Linked DNA regions of Homo sapiens: all the other regions are linked to region 2. Evidence: chromatin loops called from intact Hi-C (ENCODE). Cell type or tissue: PC-3. All regions are shown on one strand. Region 1 has its middle 64 kb from the start of ANXA10. Region 2 overlaps ANXA10 (annexin A10). Region 3 overlaps ANXA10 (annexin A10).

Region 1 (8,000 bases), 130 kb after region 2:
TGAAGGAATCTACAAAAAGCTAAAAGAATGGATAAGTGAATTTCTTGAGGCAATTTATTAAATGGGTAATATTCAAAAAAGTACCTATACACTAGCAATGAACAATTAGAATATTATTTTAAAAAAATACAGATTAAACTAGCATCCAAAGGTATAATACACTTAGAGATAAATTTAGCTAAGTATGTGCAAGACCTGAAACTACTACTAAAAATTACAAAACGTTGCTAAAGAAAATAAGACCTCAAAAAAAGTTTTAAAATACGCATGTACAGGTATTGGAAGACTCAACCACTTTAAAATGTCAGTTTTTCCTAAATTGATCTATAGATTCAATGCAAGTACATTCAAAACCTCAGCAGGCTCTTGTTCTTGGAATGAGGTAGAAATGGACATGTCTCTTCAAATATTTAACAGACTGTATAAAGGAAAAATATAATACAATTTTGGGAAAAAAGAGCAAATTGGATTAATTTACTTTTATTGACATCAAGCCATATTATAAAGCTGCAGTAATCAAGACAGCATGGTGTTTGCAAAAGATAGACATATGGGGAGATAATCTAGAAATGGAACCATACATATTTTGTCAATTGTTTTTCAACAAAAGGACCCCAATAGGGAAGTATTTTTCTCTAATTTCAAAAATGATGCTGACAAAAGTGATAGTGATTAAAAAAATAACATCAACCATTTCCTTACACCATATACATATAGAAAAATAATTGGAAGAGATCCAAAACCTAAATGTGAAAGCTAAAACTGTAACACTTCTAAAAAAAGAATGTAAAATATCTTTGTGATCTTGGATTGGGCACAGATTTCTCAGGACACAAAAAACACAAACCATAAGTACTTACATATTATCCTCATGTGCTGCATAATGGTGTTTCTGTTAACAATGAACCACCATAAGATTATAATGAAACTGAAAAATTTCTACCACCTGGTGACATCATAGCCATCATAACGTCATAGTGCTGCACATTACTTATGTGTTTGTAGTGAGGCTAATGTGAACAAACTTACTGCACTGCTAGTTGAATAAAAATATAGCACATACAATTATGTACAGTATATAATACTTGATAATGAAAATAAATGATGTTACTAGTATACATATTAATTAAACTATACCTTTAATCATTATTTTAGAGTGTACTCCTCCTACTTATTAAAAAAAGTTAACTGTAAAATAGGCTCAGGCAGGTCCTTCATGAGGTATTCCAGAAGAAGGCCTTGTTATCACAGGAGATGACAGCTTCGTGCATGTTATTCTCCCTGAAGATCTTTCAGTAAGAAAAGATGTAGAGGTGGATGACAGTGACATTTATGATGCTGACCCTGTGTAGGCCTACACTAATATGTGTGTTTGTGTCTTCATTTTTAACAAAATAATTTAAAAAGTAATACATAAATACTTATAGAATAAGGAAGAAAGAAAATATTTTTGTTCAGCTGTACAGTGTGTGTGTTTTAAGCTAAGAATTATTACAAAAGAGTTAAAAATTTTAAAGAAATTTTATAAAGTTACAGTAAGCTAAGGTTAGTTTATTAGTAAAGAAAAATTTTTGAGTAAATTTAGTGTAAAATAAGTCCTCAGTAGTATACAGGGATGTCCTAGGCTTTCACATTCACTCACCACTTACTCACTGACTCACCCAGAGCAACTTCCAGTCCCGTAAGCTCCATTCATGGTAAGTGTCCTATCTAGGTTTATCACTTAAAAATCTTTTATGCTGTATTTTTATGGTACCTTTTCTATGTTTAGATATGTTTAGGTATACGAATACCATTGTGTTACAATTGCCTACAGAATTCGGTAGAGTAACATGATGTAGAGGTTTGTAGCCTAGAAGCAATGGGCTATACTGTATTACCCAGGTAGGTAGTAGGTTATACCATCTAGGTCTGTGTAAGTACACTCTATGGTGGTAGCACAATGAAATCTCCTAAGGATGCATTTCTCAGAATGTATCCCCATTCTTAAGTGAGACAAGATAGTGTGTGTATGTCTGTGTGTGTATACATCATACATACACGCAGACACATTGTTCTTTTTCAAAATTAAAACTCTCTAAGGCTCAAAAGACATTGTTAAAAAAGTGAAAATGTAAGCCAAAAAGTGGTAGAGAATATTTGCCATATACATATCAAAGAACTTATATTTTGAGCATACAAAAATGCTTAATATTACATAGTAAAAAGTACAACACAATTATAGACAAAATATTTGTAGCAACATTTCACAGCTGAAGGTCTGCAAAATGAAAAAGACACTGAACACCTGTACTCATCAGGGAAATACAAAATAAAAATCACAATGAAATCCATTACATACCATAAGAGAGGTAAAATTAAAAATACTGTCAGAAGAGAGAGAGAGAAATCAGCTAGGCAGATAGTTAGGGCAAGGGTCCTCGGTAGAATTCCCTTCTAACAAAAAACAACCCAAGAGGTCCTTTCTCTTTCAACAAAGAGCAGCCTGAGAGAACAGGCTACAAACACAGATAAGGGAGATAAACTCTAACACAGAAAGGGGCTTCCCACGTGACATACAGACATACAGTGTTCCCCAGCAAACACAGTCCTCTTCCTTCTTAGAAATACTCAGGCCGGGTGCGGTGGCTCACGCCTGTAATCCCAGCACTTTGGGAGGCCAACACAGGCGGATCACGAGGTCAGGAGATCGAGACCATCCTGGCTAACATGGTGAAACCCTGTCTCTACTAAAAAATACAAAAACTTAGCCAACTTGGTGGCGGGTGCCTATAGTCCCAGCTACTCGGGAGGCTGAGGCAGGAGGAAGGCACAAACCCGGGAGGCGGAGCTTGCATTGAGCCGAGATCGCGCCACTGCACTCCAGCCTGGGCGACAGAGGGAGACTCCATCTCAAAAAAAAAAAGAAATACTCAGACAAGGAGACTTACACAGGAGGAGTACCTACAACAACATTGATAAGAACTACCCTGAACCAGACATGTCCACCTCCGAGTGTTTTACCCCCTGCCGTTTTTACACATACACAACAGGAAGAGACAACATAGAATAACTCAAACTAAGAAGCCCACATACACACTAGAAAGGATGGGGTGGGGACTCAGAAATTCACACCTTATGTAAATGAAACACCCCTCCTGAACAACTTATCTATTAAAACCCTTATTTTTCACCGTAAAATGACAACCCGTCTTTCTGGGACCCCTCTCTACTCCAGAGAACTTTCTTCCTTTCACTTATTAAACTTCTACTCTAACCTCACCTTTAGAATGTCCAAATCCTTGATTTCCTTTGCCATGAGACCAAGAACCTCAGGTGACACCTCAGACAATGAGACCTTTTTCTTTTGGAGGCTCATCCAGGATTTCATTGAAAGGGTGACTTGGAGCAGACCCCAACCTTTACTTTCATTTCCGAGCCCTCTGGTACTTATTTTTATCAAATCAAGAAAATCACCAGGCATCTGTTGGCCATCTAAACATGACAAGCATGGCCATCTGTCTAAAGACACAGATGACAGGCTTGCTGGGGAGGACTTAGCTAATCCCCCAGCACACTCAGAGTGCTGGGAATGTTGGCTATGCTCCAAACTGGTTTCCTTTCATGGGGAGCCTAGCCATTGCATGGGGCTGGAAAAGGTCCTGAGGCAACTGAAAGTTTCTGGCTGGGGTCACACCCTAACACCCAGTGGGTATCAGCAACAGAACCTCCAAACTTTTCCTATCACAGTTTTCTCCCTTTCTTTCCATGGCTACTGTGTCTCCTATTCCCTCTCTGTATACAATAGTGTGGCAGTTTTTACGACTTGGGGAAATAGACTTGTTAGGCAGGATTAACAAGTGCCTTAGCAATCACGAATGTAGCTCAAGAGATTACTGTTTTTGTAACTTTTTAGAAACAGGAGGATTTCACGATCTGGGTCTAGGAGATCATTTAACTCCAATGATGACACTTCCTAGGGTTAGACAGGGGGCTATCTGCCGCCCCCCCACCCTGTCAGTGATGGCCCCCTCTTCATTTGGGCTGTTTCTTTTCTCATATGAGGAGTCAACACTGCCCAGTTGAACTAGATAGTCTTTCCATGAGATGAACTAACTTCCTCCTACTGGAAGGCATGTTGTGGGGATGGCCTGTCACACTTCAGACTTCTCTCTCAACACATTGTCTAGAGAGCATTTGGAAACAAAACTACAGCCTGGTAGTTCCAGGTTTATAATGCCACCTAGTGGAATGGAAATCTTCTCCATGGGGAAGCCTGTTGGCTGTTGGCCAAAAGCCTCTGCTTTCCCAATTCTTCTACCTATTGAGCCCCTCCACTAGAAACCAGAACTTATGTCCTCTCTGTGAACAGGAAAACACTGCTTATGACGCAGAGAAGAGAGCAGTTCTTCTAATCCTCGATACTGTCTCCATCAGCAGATTTTGGCCTCAATACCGTCTCCATCAACAGAAAGACAGTCATGATCCTTACATTCTTTTGAGACACCTATTCCACCTCCAAGTGGAATAACATTTATATAAAGAAGAGATCCTATGATTAAAAGTCAATCAGAACCACAGCCTAAGGATAAATACTTTAACTTGGGCCATAATAACAGAATATAGGACTCAACCCAGAATACTCCTTTCACTGAAGGGCCTGGCCCAAATACAACAGTTACATAGTCTTTCCTGAGATCCTTCTCTAGTAGGGACACACCAACCACACAAATCTAAGGAATCAAAGGGGAGTTCTCAGCAGAGGACTTGGGTCTCACACAGATGAGCGTGATCATTCCTGCTTGACCCACTCCTCCGGGTCCATGGGTGGAGGTCACACTTACGTCCATGGATGACACCTTTAACAGATGCTGAGGCACAGGCAACAAAGGAAGGAGGATAATGGGGGCATGCCCGCACTGCCTTCCTCTCCACCTGGGTCACTCCAAACAAAGGGAGAAGACTAAGGGACACCTTTCTAGATGGTTAACAAACCATCTTCAGCCTGCACTCCTCTCAAATGCATTCAGAAGCACTGGAACTCCTTTGACCCTGAAATTCTGAAGAAAAAGCAGCTCACATTCTTTTGCACAAGGGCTTGGCCTTCTTACCAGCTTGCGCATGGACAAACCCGGCCTTCTGAGGGAAATCTTTATTTTAATACTATCCAACAATTAGATCTTTTCTGTAGATGGGAAGGCAAATGGTCCGAGGTCCCCTGTGTACAGACTTTCTTTGCCCTGTGGGACAACCCAGACCTCTACAAGTGATCCACAATTGACCCAGCTCTTTAAACAATCATATCACCATGGGGAATGATTCCCCAAAGCTAAGAAAACAAATTCCTGGGTTATCCTGTAAGACAACTATTGAGTGTCTCAGTCTTCTTTTCCCTTTTATCTGGGGCCCCTTCCTCCAACTGCACCATTGGCTCCTCCAGTTCCACCACTTTCAACACTCCCCACTTCCCCAGTTTCACTTTTACCACTACAAGAAACGCCTGATGGGTGTGGTGCCACTAGGGTTCAGGTTCCCTTCTTATAATAAGACCTTAGACCAATAAAAGGAGACCTGGGTAGGTTCTCTGAAGACTCCGACAGGTATGTAGAGGCTTTCCAAAATCTAGCCCAGTTGTGTAACCTCACATGGAAAGATGTTGTATTACTCTTAAACCAAACCTTAAGAGCCGCTGAGAGACAGACAGCTCTACAGACAACAGAAAAATTCAGGGATGAACAACATGTTTCTTATGAGAGGCTAAAAAGGAAAAGAGGAGATAAGGAAGGTAAGGAAATTATGGAACAACCATTCCCAATAGGAAGAGAGGCAATACCCCTTGAAAACCCTGACTGCGACCCTAGTGACCCCACAGATGAATGGAAAATGAAACACTTTTTAATGTACATATTGGAAAGCCTACAAAAAACTAGGGCCAAACCTCTTAATTACTCTAAATTGGTCACAATAGATCACAGACCAGATAGGAATCCCTCAGTTTTCATGGAAAGGCTGAAAGAGGCCATAATAAAACACACTTCCATGTCTCCTGACTCAGTTGAAGGACAGCTAATCCTAAAGGAGAGGTTTATTACTCAGACAGCCCCTGATATTAGAAGAAAATTACAGAAACAGTCTATAGTTCCAGATAGTACTCTGGAGAACCTCCTGAGGGTGGCCACCTTGGCCTTTTACAACAGGGATCAGGAGGAGGTCCAGGAAAAACAGAGGAAGCACAGGAGAAGGACGGAGGCCTGTGAAGTCCAGAATCCCTGAGGCACATCCACTAATTACTATCAGTGTGGCAAATCAGGACACGTTAAGAATAACTGTCCGGACAGTAAGAAGAAGCCACCCCAACCCTGTCCAGCCTGTGGCAGGAACCACTGGAGGTCAGATTGCCCTTGGAGACATAGGTCACTGGGTCCAGAACTGGTCTCACAAATGATCCAACAGGACTGACAGGTCCCAGGGCTCATTTCCCTGACTCTAGTGGCCCAAACTGCCATAACTGCCCAGGAGCCCCAGGTGATTCTGGAAACTGAAGCAAGGAGGGTAGACCTTCTTCTGGATACTGAAGCCAGTCTCTCTGTTCAGGCCTCCCATTGTCCCAAACACAACCGTGAAGGGCATCTCAGGAAAAGTATAGTCTCATAATGTTCTGCATTCACTCAGACTGCCCTGCTGAATTTGGTCTTTCTTGACTCACATTCCTTACTTATGCTGCTTTTACTTCAGAGAATGACTCTATGACATCCAAAAGACATCCCATTCCATGGTCTGTCAGACATGCTTATAAATAGTCTAACCTCTATTGAAGACATGTTTAAATGTTTTCCCATGAGGAGGCAGAGCTCTATGCAAATATGAGAACGTGGTTAGACCACTGCTTATGTGATTCCATATACTTTGTAATAATTAAAGAAGCTTGTCCGTCAGGCCACACAGAGGATTTCCTAGCTGGTGGTGGTTGCTGTATGTTGACCTAAATTTCACTTTGGATTCATTAAAAAAATATAGAGAATGAAATATAAATGACTTCCTTTACCTTTTAAATAAAATATATGAAAGTTTTGAGGAGAAGAGTCATGTATAGCAAAATGTGAATGTGAATGGTGGCATATGCCAAACTTCCAGGAGTTTTTATCACACAATGGCATAATAGCAGCTATGGTAAAGATGTGATAATGAGAGCACTTGCAGCCTTATCCTACAGTTTTCACATGCTTATAATTCCACAGGGGGAAAAATGCCACTGCCGAGAATGCTTATTCTTCTTTCCTTTTCAGTCTAGTCTATGAACTGATTTTTCTTTATTTACTTTTTCTACAGTGGTGAATATACTAAAGCCATTATTTTCCTCCTCCATTTTCCTCTTATTGTTTTTTAGATAATGTTTAAAAAAACTATTTAAAATTTACATTTAACATCAAATAATCAGCTTTTATGTTCACTAGGCCTTACATCTCAATAAATATATTGGTGAAGAAAGAACTGGTTTGTATTTTTTATGTTATCTCTCTCTCAGTGTGTGTGTGTGTGTGTGTGTGTGTGTGCATATGTGTATTCATACTACCTATTTTTATTATTGGATTTAGAACAAAATAATTTCATATATTCTCCGAGTAAGCAGCAACTATCTGGGGCTGGTGGCATGGGAATAAGAAGAATTTACCAAGACAGTTGTAGGTAAATAAAGACAGATGTATTAAAGAAAGTATGAAAATACATTCTTGAAGGCAACAGGTAGGTCAGCAGAAGAGGAGCTGCCTGCCAGGAAACAAAGGGTTGCCGGGCATTTTATAGTCTGTAACTTGCGCTGAAGAGTGCTACATGAGGTACTGACAATGCCAAGGTTGCAGGGAGCTAACTTGCATTTTTTCATCATGCAAGGTGTTTGATGATAAATTGAAGTATTTTATAATAAGTTGGGTAGGGGAAGATTGTGAGTTATGCACATCATCTGTGCAGGAGGGCTATATGTCCTGGACCATGAAGAAAGGCAAACCTATAGTTTACCTGCC
Region 2 (8,000 bases):
ATTGAGAACAAGGCAAGGATGTCTGCTCTTACTGATATATTCTATTTCAATTTGTACTAGAGCTATATACTTAAAAAGAAAAGCCAAAACTAAATCTTCTAGAAGAAAGTACCAGAACAAATCTTTGCCACTTGGTGTAGACAAAAAATTCTTACATGATACATAAAAGAATAAACAATATATGAAAAAATGATGAATTTAACTTCTTTGAAATAAAAACCTTAAATTTTTGTAAGGAACTTTGAAGAAAGTAAAAGAGAACCACAGTTGTCACTTCACATATTTGACAAAAGATTTGTGCCCAGAAGATACAAGAATCTCTTAAAACCCAGTTAAGACATTCTGATGAAAACATGGACAAGACCTTTCAACTAGAACTTCACCAAATAAAACTTACAAACTGGGAATAAGCCTGTGGAATGTTTAAATGTTTTCATGCTTAAAACATTGGTCATGACACTAATGGAAATTAGAACCATCATGAGATACCACCACATATTCTCTAGAGCAGCTAAAATTAAAAGACTGATAATACCAGGTGTTGGTGAGGATGTGGATCATTTGGAACTGTCATCACTGATCAGAATGTAATATATTGCAACCACGTTAGCAAACTCTTTTGTAGTTTCTCATGAGTTTAAACATATATTTAAAAACAATCCATCAAATGCATTCCTATTAACCAACAAAAATGAACATTTATAAACCCAAAGAACAGGAATATTTATAGCACATTTATTCATAATAATCCCAAATTGAAAATGAATGTCCATCAACAGGTGAATGAATAAACAAATATTGGTATATATATGCACTAGAAAAATAGCAATAAAAGAATACACATAGCTTCACAAGTGAACCTTAAAAACATTATTCTGAGAAAATGAATCTAGACATAAAAGAGCACATATGACATGATTACATTTATATTAAATTCTAGAAATAGCAAAAATTCATCTATAAGGACAAGTAGAAAGCAGATCAGTGGTTTCTTTCAGCAGGAGGATGTCAGGAGATGGGCTGCAAAGGAGCAGACACAAAGTCTGGAGGTATTAGAAATGCTCTATACTGGCCGGGCGTGGTGGCTTACGCCTGTAATCCCAAGACTTTGGGAGGCTGAGACAGGTAGAGTCAGGTCAGGAGTTCAACACCAGCCTGGCCAAGATGCTGAAACCCTGTCTCTACTAAAAATATAACAATTAGCCAGGGGTGGTGGCAGGCGCCTGTAATCCCAGCTACTCGGGAGGCTGAGTCAGGAGGATCACTGGAACCTGGGTGGCGGAGGTTGCAGTGAGCCGAGATCATGCCACTGCACTCCAGCCTGGGAGACAGAGCAAGACTCTGTATCAAAAAAGAAAAAAAAATATAAAGAAATGATCTATACCTTGATTGTGTTGTGTTCAAACTGTATTAACATAAATAAAGTTTATTTTATAGAAATTGTACTCAATATTGTGAATTTTTAATTTTAAAATGTTATTTTGGCATCTATAATGTATTTTCAAAGTCTTCAATTTATTCACTACTTTCAAATTTATATGCCATACCACTAGATCACTGGTTTCAAGTTATTTATCAGGTAATTTAGTAGTTTTAGCATTTTTTCCACGCTAGTGTACCTTAGAAAAAATATGAACTTCATCATTAATATTGGTGCCCTAGAGGAATGATTTTTTAATAAGCCTGAGGATAGAGGTGACATGAGAATCCTAGGTAAGAGGAAGAGTTTGTAAAATTATTCAAAATTAATAGAGTCTCCTGTTTGGAGGCCAGGTGTTTGTCCCTTTACTCCAGCCAAACATCACCAAGATGGATAAAAACAAGAAATAGGGGCCGGGCATGGTTGCTCATGCCTGTAACCCCAGCACTTTGGGAGGCCGAGGCAGGAGGATCAGGAGGTCAGGAGATCGAGACCATACTGGCTAACACAATGAAACCCCGTCTCTACTAAAAATACAAAAAATTAGCTGGGCATGGTGGCGGGTGCCTGTAGTTCCAGCTACTTGGGAGGCTGAGGCAGGAGAATGGCGTGAACCTGGGAGGCAGAGCTTGCAGTGAGCTGAGATCCCGCCATTGCATTCCAGCCTGGGTGACAGAGTGGAGACTCCGTCTCAAAAAAACAAAACAAAACAAAACAAAAAACAAGAAATATGCACTTAAAAAGCAATGTGGTCACCTACTATATATATAAAATTATATATTATATAGTATATATAATATATACTATATAATATATAATATAATATATATTAATTATATTATATATACTATATAATATATTATATAACATATATACTATATAATATATTATATATTATATATACTATTATATATAATATAATATAATATATACTATTATATATAATATATACATTATATATAATATATACTATTATATATAATATAATACATATTACATATAATATAATATATATTATATATAATATATAATATATAATATAATATATATAATATATAATATATATTATTTTTATATATAATATATATAAATATAAATAAATATAATATTTATATATAATAAATATTATATATAATATATATAATATATGATATATAATATATAATATATAATATAATACTATATATAATATATTATATATAACATATAATATAAATTATGTATAATATATGATATATCATATAATATAATATATGATATATCATATATTATATATAACATATAATATATGATATATAATATAATATATGATATATCATATATTATATATAACATATAATATATGATATATCATATATGATATATTATATTATATATGATATATCATATATCATATATAATATATCATATATTATATATTATATATAATATATAATATATGATATATCATATATTATATAATATATAATATATGATATATCATATATTATATTATATAATATTATATATTTATAATATATTATATATTTTATAATATATAATTATATATAATATACTATATAATGTATAATTATATATAATTATATATATTTATAATATATAATTATATATTATATAATTATATATATTTATAATATATAATTATATATTATATAATTATATATTTTATAATATATAATTATATATTATATAATTATATATTTTATAATATATAATTATATATTATATAATATATAATTTATAATTATATATTATAAAATATATAATTCATAATTATATATAATTATATATAATATAATGTATAATATAATATATAATATATAATACATTCAATATAATATATAATACATTATATAATATATAATATATTATATATAATGTAATACATATAATATAATATATATATTACTAAGGGCCAACAAGAGAGGCAATATAAGGGCAAGGCTTTGAAACTTACAGAATTGTACGAATGTATAAATTAGAGATATTATTCATAAAATGAAGGTTCGTGGAAAGCGTAGTTGTGAGGTGAGCTTTGAAAGATAAAGTGGGATTTGATCAGGCAAAGGCTTAGGAGATACCAACAATAAATAATGTTTCAGGACAGAGAAGGTACTGTTCTGGGTAGAGTGAAACGTGCCTGTGAAGTATACAGCTAGCCTTCAGTAAATGTTGGGTTGATTTGAAATCTGAATATTTCAAAAGAGACTTTGGATGTCCTTGTAGTGCAAAGGGTATACCATGAGGCCCTAATAATGGAAAGTTGAGTAGGCCAGGCAGAAGAATGTGATGATTATCATAACAACTAGCATTTACTGAATACTTAATATTTGTCAGATGGTATTCTGAATATTAGAATAACTGTAATAATTTATTACAACAACCCTGTGAGTTAGGAACTGTATTCATTCCACTATGTAGATAAGAAAATCAGGCACACAAAGGTGACATAGCTAGCACCATAGGAAGCCACTAATTATATGCGACCAAAGTGATGAACATAGCAAATAGGTGGTACCTGTGGCACATTTTAGGCATTTTAAAATAAATCTTGTGGCAATGCGTTGAAGGTTTGAATGCAAATGGATCAATTCAATATACTTTTATCTCTACAGGATAGTGGCACTTGACAGTTGATAGAAAGGTAGAAAAATTAAAATGATCATCTCTTCCATGGGCCTTCTTCTATCCCTAAGTGAAATTGATTACTTCCTGGCCACCACTGCTTTATCTTTGCGTTTATTATATTTCAGTGACCACATTATATGATAAATATATGTGCATATTTCCCCCAAAAGTCTATCAGGACATGGACTTTCTCACAAATTCTTCAAAATTCAGCATCTAGCTCTAGCAAAGTACTGAGTGCACAAAATATGTGGAGTACAGCTTATAAATAATACATACATGAATGTATAAGCAAATGAAAGAATAATGGATGAATGTGGATAAAGAAAAACTTGGTAAAGGATAAAAAAGGCAATGTTCAAGCTGAAGACTATGCAAGCATTGCAAAAGTTTGTTATTTAACCTTTAGTCACATTTATTTGATCACTACTCCCACCCTACACATGTATCACAACATATTTCTTCCCTTTACATATGATATTTTTGTACTAATGCTGAATTGTAGACTGAGATTAGTAGTGCCAGTAGATGGCGCTTGTATCTTTGTTTTCAACTCAGAGGCACGCGCGCGCGCGTGTGTGCGTGTGTGTGTGTGTGTGTGTGTATACATAGCTATAGTTACAGTGAACTAATTTTGTAAAAAAAAAAGAAATAATATAATTTCAGGAAAATAAACAATATCAGATATCATCTAATGTTCGAATGTACAGGTTCTGGAGGTAGGGTTTTTAGGCTTGAATCCTCACAGTGCAAAATACCAGCTAAGAGATTCTAAATATGTTCCTTAACTTCTTTGTGTCTGTTTCACAATCTGCAAAGTGAAAATAATCACAGCATCTGCCTCGCAGAGTTGATATAAATGTTAAAAGATTTAACTCAGGTAAAATTCTGAAAATATTTTATGGCATATTATAGGCATTCAATATATGTCTTTCCAACCCCACAAAACCTTAAGTAACTTGTTGCAAATAAAACATGATTAGTTAGGTTGTTTCCTTCTCTACCGTCCCCCATCTTTGTCTGTCTCTCTTCACCTCACAGTTTTCCCGTATTTTTTGCAACCTTTACTATATCCCAAGCTTGTCCAACCTGTCTTATTTTGTTGTTGTTATTGGTTTTTTTTTTTGTTTTGTTTTTGTTTTTGTTTTTTTTTTTTTTTTTTTGCTTTAGGCTTTTAGCAGCTTGAAGCCATGGTTTTTAGTTTCTCTCTCTAGTGATAAGCAGAAAAGAGGGATGGGGAAGGCCCTTTCTTGGCCCAACCAGAAACAGAAACTAAGAACCCATGACTGTATTTTCTCCTTGGTTACCCCTGCTATATCCGATTGTCAATGGATTCTATTGTCTGCAACTTACAAATCTATCTAGAAACTGATGAACTGTTACTACTTTTACTGCTACGATCTTTACCCAGGCCACCATCATCACTCTCCTTTGTTAATATAATAGCCTCTGGCTGGGCACAGTGGTGCATGCCTGTGTTTTGGGAGGCTGAGGCCGCCAGATTGCTTGAGTCCAGGAGTTCAAGACTAGACTGGGCAGGATGGCGAAGCCCCGTCTCCACAAAAAATGCCAAAAACTCGCTGAGTGTGGTGGCATGCACCTGTAGTCCTAGCTACTTGGAGGCTGAGGTGGGAGGATTACCTGAGCCCGTGAGGGTGAGGCTGCAGTGAGCTGTGATTGTCCCGTGGCACTCTAGCCTAGTGACTAACTGTGAGACCTTGTCTCAAAAACAATAGATATATTGTTTATATATATAATATAGATATTATTTATATATTAAATATTAAATAAGCCCTATGAGTTATATTTTATTTACATAAAATATATTTTATATAAATAGAATTGCTGGGAGGCGATACATATATATATATGTAATTTACTTATTTATTATGTATATATAATAGCCTCCAAGCGAGTTTCCCTTCTGTCCTTGTACCTTGCAATCTCCTTCAACAACCTTGAGAGTGTGATCCTGGGAAAATAAAAATCAAATTAGTTACTCCTCTGCTCAAAATGTTTTCTCTCAAGCCACACTCCAAAATAAACTATACCATTATTTTATACACTTGATCTTAGAAGAAAATGAACACTCAGTGTTTTATTCCCATGTAAATGACAAAGTCCTTACATGGTCAACAAGATACATAATATCTTCTTGGTAACTTTGACTTCATCACCTACAATTCTCCTTGCTCCTGATTTCTCTTGCTCTGGCTACAGCGGGCTTCTTTCTGAACCTGGAATAGCAGATCTGTGGGAGTCAGGGCCTTTACTTTTGCCCTTCACTGTGCCCTTAATGTTCTTCCCCTAGGTATTCACAGGGTCCACCCCCTCTGCCTTCTTAGTGAAGCCTGCCCTGTTTATCCTGTTTAAAATTACACCCCATCTCCCCACACTTCCTGTATTTCTTACCTGGCTTCTGCTTTTTTTCCAAAGCATTTATTGCCTTCTATGCATGATCTCTCCCACCCAGGTGGAATAGGTAGAATGTAAGCTCCATCATGCAGAGCTGTTGGTCTGTTTTCTTCACGGCTATTTCACCAGCCCATAGAACTGTGCCTGTTACATAGTCGTCACTTACAATATAGGTACAAAATGAATGAGTGAATGAAAGAGTGAATGAGGACTACTTGTAGTTCAACAATTATTTGTTTGGAGTCATTCTTGGCAATTTGAACATAAATAAGTGAAGGTCCTTATCATCAAGCAGTTTTCTTCAGTGGAGAGAAATACAGGAATTACAATTAAATTACAATACAAAATTTGGTAAGTGCTATAGTAATGGGAATAGCATGCTATTATCAGGACACTGGAAGGAGGTGTTACTTTCAGTTGGGAAGATAAATATCGAATAACATGTTTAAATAACTGAACATTACAAGTTCAAAGTGGAGCCTTCAAATAGGTTCTCTAATTAGAGTATTAAATTCTCACTAGGATTTATATATATATACACCACTTTTCAAATGCAACCTTTGCAGCGTGACTTTCCCCAGCTGGACTGCCTCTGCTTTCCTGTATTCCGAAGACTTGCCCTAAAGCAGACTCTGCTGGAATCACAGCTTGGCCTTACATTAAGCTAATGAGTACTTGCTTTGCAAATTGAGCTGTTCTGTGTTGCCAATGAAACTGCAGACTACCCTTGCTGCAGCTATTCTAACCACTCCATTTAAATTAAAAATAAAATGGCATTTTCTTATTTCTTATTCGTCTTACCTTTATCTTATTATGGATAAACAGGGGCAAGAAATAGAAGTAAGACTAACATCTTTCTTGTCTGAATATGCTCAGGGGAATAGTTTCATATGCTTTTCACTTATATGGCTTTTTCTATTATTATTTAAAATGTTCTTTGCTGTTTAAATATCAATGATGCATGCTGTATAAAGTGAAATTTAGAATTTATCTTAATTCTATCTCCCTCCCCCAGTGGTCACTATGTAAATACTTGCATCATTTTATATTATATTGAAAAATTAAAATGAAATCCTAAGTCCCTCAACTGACTGGATGAACCCCTTCCTGGCCAAGGGGGCCCCAGAGCAATCTTGAAAACTGAGTTCCTAGCAATGATGGGATGGAATTTAGAATACACCTTATGGTACCCCCTCCCTAGCTCACTGCCTTTCTTTCCTAAGAGTTAACCAGAAACCAGCCCTTTGGAAAGACTTACTCCACCCCTGATATCAACCAACCCTCTTACACTGCCTCTCCTTTTTGTGGTTTAGACAAAACAACCAGCCAGCATTCTTTCCTGGCTAGAGACCACTGACCGCTTAGTGGTTCTGGCCAGTCTATGGAGGATGTGCAGTGAGGGTTTTCTGTCACCTTTCAGTGTCAGAGGGCTGAAAATTCCACCCTCGCAACATGCTAACACCACCATGTTTTGAACGTGGGTCCTGTGGAGAGGTATGAAGCTTAACTGCGCATGTGCGTGTTTCTCCTTTCATAA
Region 3 (8,000 bases), 56 kb after region 2:
GTTTGTAGCAAATTTATCTATTTATATAACAAATAAATCTCATAACCACAATAAGCTCAGTGGAGAGAGGGGATGTGCCCTAAGTAACTTTAGAAAATAGTGTTTTGACTGAACTGTAAAGCTAAAAATAAAAATAATCCAAACAATGTACTCCTCTTGGTAAAGTTGTTTCTCACAGAGTAATGGCTTAGCAAGTTTTAAACTACATGTATGGTAGGGTTAAACAAATAAGCAAACAGGTTTCAGATATTGATAGTCTTAGTTTTCACTGTCTGAGAAAGAAGTAACAAATAATGGTGAAGGTTAGAACGGTGTTGTTGATTAGATTGGAGGTATTAGTATGAAGATAGATGGTAGATAGATGTATGGATAGAGACAGAGAAATCGATAAGTAGGAAGGTAGATGGAGACATGCATACATGCAAACATATATGCATACACATGTACAAAAGTAAATATAGATGTGTGCAGATAAATGGGTTAGTATACACACATATTTTTTGCTCTGTACTCTTAAGAGGGCATATAAACAGTGATACCCCAGTAGCAATGAGTATAACTAGTATCCAGATCTTGGTTTTAAATATCGGTCTTCAATGGAAGGAATCAGGGCGTTTTGGAGAAGTGGTTAATTCTAGGGCTGGAATAAGAAAAAATACAAGATTAGATTAATGCATCTTGTAGCTGTAAGTAAGGAAAAGCTTCCCCCCGTCCCCTTCCCCCCCAAAAAAAACACAAAGAAAAGAGAAAAGAAAGAAATGTCAAAAGTAAGATTAAGCCTAAAAGTGTTCCCAATGGCCACTAGCTCCTGGGAGCAGTGTATTAGTTCATTCTCACATTGCTATAAAGAAATATCTGAGGCTGGGTAATTTATAAAGAAAAGAGGTCTAATTGACCCACAGTTCCACAGGAACAGGAAGCATGATCCTGGCATGGGCTCAGCTTCTTGGGAGGCCTCAGGAAACTTACAATCATGGAGGAGGGCAAAGGGGCAGCCAGCACATCATACAGCCAGTGAAGGAAAATGAGAGAGCCAAGTGGGAGGTGCTACACACTTTTAAGCAACCAGATCTTGCAAGAACTCACTCTCATGAGAACAGCACCAAGGGAATAGTACTAAACCATTCATGAGAAACAGCCCCCACTATCCAATCACCTCCCACCAGGCCCCACCTTCAATACCGGGAATTACAGTTCTACATGAGATTTGGTGGGGACACAGATCCAAACCATATCAAGCAGGAAACCAAAGGATTAGCAGAAATACTGGTATAATCTAAACAATATCTGTGGTTTAGTTAGTTGCACTGTGCTTATTTTAATATCCTGTTTTGATAATTTCAATATGGTTATATAAAATGTAAACATTAGGGAAAGCTGGGGGAAGGGTAATTCAAATTATGAATTATTTTGACAACTTTTTCTTGTAAATCTGAAATGTTCCCAAAACAAAAAGTTTAAACATAGTATTTTTAGGTGCATATCTAGTCTCATAAAACTAAATATGGCAAACTTTTAAATCAGAAATTGCCACATTGGTTTGAATTTAGCTTCAAACCGTATAGTTTGACAAAATAATTTCACAAGAATTACAACTGCGAATTAAGATAGAGGTTCAAACATGAGAATAATAATGAGTTGTAGCAGGAAACAGATCCCAGTTGTTTTTGTCTTCACTTTGAAGAGCACCCCATACAAGAGAGAGAAGCAGAGAACTTAGAGCTAAAGATGAAGGAACCTGTATGAGAGGCTTAAGGAGGGAAAAAGTTTGTGAATAGAAAGATGGGTGACAATCATCTTAACCATATGGAAATGTCCTGCCTCACACATTGTCATAGTGAGGTGACAGAAAGCCTTACAGGGAAGTACAATTTCATGATGAATCTGTTTTATATCCCACTCTAAGGAAAGAATGTTCTTGTAAATCAAAATCAGATGAGAGAAGAATAAGCTACATTGCCAATAAAGCTAAGTATTTTTGAAAATTCAACCTGTCTACATGTCTCTCTAAATCAGACTTAAAAAATCTAGATTAAAAACATGACTAAATGTAAGAAAAGTTAATCTGATGCCTTTAATTACAATACACCATTTGACTAGTTTTCTGAGTTTAGTGCACCTATCTTAAAAATTTCTACAACTGATTCTAGATTACATGAATTTTTGTTTGAAAACTTTCTCAATATGCAAAAAGCATTGAGAAAGAACAAAAAGGAAATGAACCTAGATTATAAAGCTGAACTCTTGCATGTTGTAGGAGAGAGAAAGAAGCCTAATATTTGAAAGGGACTAACTCACTTGTTTCTCTGTTATTGTTGGCAGACAGTTTATATGTAACCCAGTGATTCTGAGAGGAGGTATTATTTGATACTGATTTCCCTCTGCCAAATGACTAAAATAACATTTTATAAAAACCATTTCTGTCTCTGTAGCACTCAGAGACATATGGATCATATATTTAAAAAAAAGACCAAGTCCACTAAGTCATGAAATTAGAAGTCATTGAATATCTTGAAGGAAAACCAAGCATAGCCGCCCACAGTCATTCTAGTATTCACAATATCTAGAATGAAACAAAATAAGAACCAGAAGGGAGTGAGATCTCGAAGAGTTTCTTCTGGTCGTTAAGTTGTATTAGGTTCAGTTGTAACCATTGTTACATGAAAAAGTCTTATTTCAAAACCACTAATTAATTACCTTTCACTGAGGGTTCATGAATCTAACCCTTTTCTACTGTGAAGGGACTACTGTATTCACTGTGAATATTTACTTTTCTATATGTGAGTTGCCCTCTTGATTAAACACACAGCAGTCAGCCCACAGGTGAGGAAAGGTACACAGAAGGTGCATGTGTCCCCAGGTACTGACGCCTCTCTCTTTCGGCATCTTTGACCGTTTTCTTACTTACCTTTTCAAACAATATTTTCAGACTGGCAACTAAATGAATGCCTAGAAGAATATGTACATTTATTCAATATCTCCAAAGGGTTGAACAATAATTCAAGAAGTTTACTACTGTACTAAGGGCAACAACAAAAGAATAACCCACCAATAAAATACAATATGATTTACATATTTTAAAACGATTACTAATTCACAGTACTAAGAATGCTATATCTGCTGTGGTTAAAGTGCTTTCTTTTTACATAACTGAAAAAGTATTACTACAATGCCTTCCATTCTGGCTTATTTAAAAATAAAATAGCAGAAATGTTTCAATTAAGAGATAGAATGATAAAATACATGAAGACATTCTGTTGCTTTATTATTACAAATTGCCACCAAATAAAGATGAAAAGCCAATCCAAAGTTGCTGTGAGTGAAGTTGATTCCCACTGTATCTATAACAGGGTATATAAAACACATTATCTTGTGTGGATTTACTTTTATGTTTTGTACATGATACTTGTAATAGTCTTTTTTTTTTTCTGGTTCCTTCCAGCATAATTACCCAGAATGTCTAGAGGACATAAATAAAAGTATAACTGAGGAAGAATATATTCATAACTGTGTGGTGTAAGACTGTGATGCTGGCAAGGAAAAATAGGCCCCAGGAAGCAAGTTTTACTCTGCCTTTGATAACAAATGCATGTCCAAAAGCTATGAGTAAAGTATTACAAATAGCTGGAGACTATTTAGAAGAAGCTGATGCTGGGAGATTGACAGCATAAACTCTGAAATCTCCTTTTAAAAATTATTGCAATCCCTTCCTTTTTGATGAATCAGGCTGAGCTACTTCTGATTACAAATAATTTCTACTGATAGAAGAACTCTAAGGTAGATAAGGGTCGGATGTGGGTGTGTGTGAGGCTATACTGAAAAATGAAAAGTTGGTAAATAATGACCTTTAAATGACTCCTTTCTTTCTGCTTTTCCTCTCCACCTAATTGCAGGAATAAATGACTCATTAAACTAACTATGATTCATATTGCTTAAACATAATTTCTGAAGACTTCACCTTAAGGGTTAAGGAAAGAAGTACGTTCTTAGTGCTTGCCATTTGTGATAATCTAATGACTTTCTTCCTTTACTGTTTGTTAAATAAGTTGATTAATTAGGAAAAATAAAAAAAAGAACATATAGTTAAACATCTTTTTTTTTTTTAAATTTCAAGAGTGCCTTAGATTTAAAGTAATACTTATTTAAATGGGCACACTGTATTAATGTTAATGGTATAAGCATAATGTCAAAATAACAGATAATTTTATAATAATCTCAAAAACTAGTCCATTCAAGAGAAACCAACATATCTAGAGAGGTGTTCTAACTTCTCACTTGGAAAAATGCAAGTGATTCTACAAATTGAAGTCTTCTTATTTTTCTAGCTATTATAAATTAAGAACTTTCAAACCAAGATGGCTTTCTCAAAATATCCTCTTTGCTGACTTTTACCTCCTATTCCATTACTTTGTGTAATTGCAGAGTGAGTATGAATCTTATATGTCAATGAAATACATGTTTCAAGAGGTCAGGGTTTATGACAATGATATTTATTACTCTCTGACCAGTACCTGGAGGTGGGACCAGGGACACCAGGTAGGAAGCCACTGCAGAAGTTGGCAGGCAATGATAATGTAAGGTATGAGAGAACCTGAGCCAAGGATAATAGCAAGGCTTAATTTTTTTTTAACTTTCCTTTTTCTGTACTAATAAGAGGATGAGTTTCTACTCAATGAGTAGACACTTGGTTACAGGAATCTGGGGTTCATGCATAGGTTCTGGGTTGAGACATAAATTCAGAAAAGAGTCTGTATATAGAATGTAATTAAAACCATTATGTTGGATCTTATGACCAAAGGAGAGGCTATAAGGAGGAAGGAGAAGAGTTTCAAGAATTTGGCCCTGGAATACTTCTGGCAAAGGCGATTGTGTCTAATAACACCCATATGTCTAGCAAGATGAGAGGAGAGAATTAGGCATGGGATTTAACCATATGAAGGTCATTGTTTACTTTAATAAGAGCAGTTCAGGCAGGGCATTTGAGAAAGAAACCTAATGAATGGATACGGAGAGAATTGAAGGAGAAGAAATGTATATAATGGGTGTAATACAAGTTTGAGGAGTTTTACCATAATAAAGAAGAGAAGTTACCAGAAATTGAAGTAAGTGGGTTTATGAAATTTTTTTGCATGATACAATCTACTTATAAATAAACATTATGCTAAGTACAACAGAAAATATATTTCCCCTTGTGAAACTTTTGTTGTTTCTCAAATTTCTTTATAAAATTTGGGACTGTTGTATATATACACATACATATATGCTTATGTATGTATTGTATATACATATACATACATATATATATATATATATGCATTTGTATTAGTAATGGATACAAACTTAACCTCCCCTCTAGAAGCAGTGCATTGGGCAGCTGAAGGCCAGGGCTTTTGAATTAGACAGAGTCGGATTCAAGCTTTGGCACTGGTACTGTGAATAATAGCTCATCTTTTTGGGATGCTTCTATGCTCCAGATACTCTTCTTGGTGCTTTATATGCCAAACAATTCTCAAGAGACCCTTATAAGATAGGTGCTGTTATCACACTTAACAGGTTAAAAAAAATTGAGGTGCAGAAAGATTCAGCAAGTAGTGCTCAGTCACATGGATCCTATGCAGAAAGGCTAGATTTAAGTGTATCTTTAGCCACTACGCTACAGTGATGTTTGCCCAGCCCCTAGATTAAAACCAATCTATGGTTGTTATAATGGTATATTTTTAAAAATTTACAACAAGCATGCATGCCAGTTCAAGGAAAAAGTTAAATTTAATTTTTCCAATCCAACTCTTATTAGTTCTACAGAAGTTTCAGTAAAAGTTGAAGCCATAACAGCATGATTCAAAACTTTTGTTGAATCAAAGTGTGTAAAGTTCAGACAATGTAGTCTTGTGATAGTGAAAAGCAATCTGAAGTATGAATAACCTTTTAATAATATTTGCTCAGTAAGTCATACTGCAGATAAACAATCAAAGTCAGATTTCTTGGATGGAAGTTTTTGTCCTGGGAATTACTTTCTATAGGAAAAGACAGTCTTGAAAATAATCTTGCCTTATCAACAGCCTCTCCTCCCATGAGATGTCTTGTCAGTCTGCAATCACTCCTAGGTAATATGCCCTGAATTCATTTCTGATTTATGGAGTGCTTTTCCTTCACTACATGTAATCCACTGCTAAAAACCAATGCATTTATTTTTATTCTAGTTAGGCTAAAATGCTGTATGTCTCATTGCCCATAGTAGACACTGCCTAACATGCTGTTGCCTGACTTTCGTGCTCTTGAGCTATTCTGAGGCAAACTCATGAGTCAAAGCATCTTTGTAAAGATACCGCTGCTAAGTTTTTCTCATTTAATTGGGGTCACAAAAAATAATCATACCTAGGCATTTTTTTCTCTCAGTGTGGTAGAAATGATTTTGGAGTTACACAGAATCCTCTGTATCTGTCACCTACTGGCTTTTAACTCCTGGGAAAAGTATTTAATTTTTCTGAACCTTAGTATTTTCATCTGGAAAAAGGGGATGATAATACTGTCCTAGAAGTTTGCAAACACAAAAATAATATGTATAAAACATTTGGGTAGAATATCTAGTACCTCCAAAAGAACTTCAAACCTTTGCATGTTAAATGGTATTCTTATAGGACAATTTGCTGTGAAGATTAAATTAAACAAGGTATGGATGATGTATATAGACAGTAAATTATTATAATAATTTCTATATGTTTGTATAATACATAATGCTATTTTAGGTAAGAAATATGATATCAACATGTATCCTACTTTTCATACTGCTATGATTAACATTTTCTGTCAGTCAATAAATATTATAGAAGTAGGAAAAGGTGTCAAAAGGGTAGAAAAGGGAATAGGATTAAAGTTAACTCTAATCCTATTAGAGGTCAAAAGGAAGGGTATCATCTAAGAAATGAATCTATAGTAAATAAGATGCTACTGTATGAACAAGGGGGATCAGCTGATGACAAAACAGGACAAAATCAGCGAACAATTTTTACAAGAAAATTGTATTCTAAAGAGGCAGGTGTATTCTAAAGAGACATTATATATTAATAAAAAGAATTTGAGCTCTAGGGATGTAGAGATACCTGGGTTTAGATCCTGACTTGGGCAAGTACACTGTATAGTAAAATTTCCTCCATTCTAAGAGAGCTATTATAATATTATAATAATATCTTCCTATGATGTGATTTATATCTGACTAATATATCAAAACTCAGGCTTGCAATAATCTCTTAATTAAACCTTGCTTTTGAAAGATGGTCTTACAGTCAAGCACATAAGTAAAATACACTAGTGCACCAAAGATAAATTTCCTTCTTAATGTAACAAGCACACTTAAACTACCTTAATCACTGGGGCCCGCCTAACTCCAGAAATATAGAAAATAATTTTAACATATTATGTATGTTTATCTCCTACAGAAATGTAACCATTTTTCCATGATTCTTGTCTCTTGCTTGAAGTATATTTAAATTTTCTATACTTTGAGAGTAATGAACTACCTATCTCTGTGGTTCTCAAAAATGGTAACCCTTTTATATCAAGTGTATAAGTTCAGATGTTATATATACTGCATCAGGACTGCTAAATAAGGAGGATCTAGGGACATATCTTTAACAAACAACTCAGTCAATTACTACCCACATTATAAAATAAGAAATTACTTGTCAACAGAAGAGCCAGTCTCTTGCTTGAGAACATCCGATTAAAGAGATAAGCTTGGCCTCAAATATTGGCCTTTTTAGCACTAAATTCTGACCACTGGGGTCATATACCTTAAGATAGAAAATTACTTTAAACTATACTGATATTGATTATGTAAAACCATTTTACCATCCAGGCTTGCTGAGATTATACATAAAACATAACATTCATCTCTAAAATAGCTAATCAAAAGTACTTAAAATGGATTCTTAGGTATGCTCAAATCCAAATCTTTAATCTTCAGTTTTCTTTATTTGCTTCAGAAGCATAGCAAATAATTG

The links. A loop is a pair of places that touch in the nucleus more often than their neighbours do. Peaks named below come from ENCODE experiments on the same cell type or tissue, not always from the same donor. Only the 100,000 strongest peaks of a DNase experiment are listed, where the experiment ranks them.
Region 1: it touches region 2 in a loop (11-fold over the local background); 7 of 110 quality-filtered maps call a loop at or near these places.
Region 3: it touches region 2 in a loop (8-fold over the local background); 4 of 110 quality-filtered maps call a loop at or near these places.

The regions. Positions count from the first base shown.
Region 1 is chr4:168,024,975-168,032,974 of GRCh38, reverse strand. No RefSeq gene overlaps it. Among named protein-coding and RNA genes, the nearest start is that of ANXA10, 64 kb to the left of the region's middle. In PC-3, a CTCF peak has its summit at 4,218 (motif pointing left); a DNase peak (open chromatin) is centred at 4,194; H3K4me3 peaks cover 566 bases; H3K27ac peaks cover 683 bases.
Region 2 is chr4:168,150,634-168,158,633 of GRCh38, reverse strand. All of the region lies in intron 3 of ANXA10 (annexin A10), which reads right to left. Among named protein-coding and RNA genes, the nearest start is that of ANXA10, 62 kb to the right of the region's middle. In PC-3, a CTCF peak has its summit at 4,565 (motif pointing right); a DNase peak (open chromatin) is centred at 4,603; H3K4me3 peaks cover 530 bases; H3K27ac peaks cover 405 bases.
Region 3 is chr4:168,094,225-168,102,224 of GRCh38, reverse strand. The region is part of intron 1 of ANXA10 (annexin A10); the gene reads right to left. It overlaps LOC124900170 (a long non-coding RNA gene), which reads right to left. Exons shown (of 2, transcript XR_007058357.1): 1 at 2,909-8,000; 2 at 1-640. Among named protein-coding and RNA genes, the nearest start is that of ANXA10, 5.7 kb to the right of the region's middle. In PC-3, no CTCF peak of the experiment used is centred here; DNase peaks (open chromatin) are centred at 3,764 and 5,944; H3K4me3 peaks cover 987 bases; H3K27ac peaks cover 5,333 bases.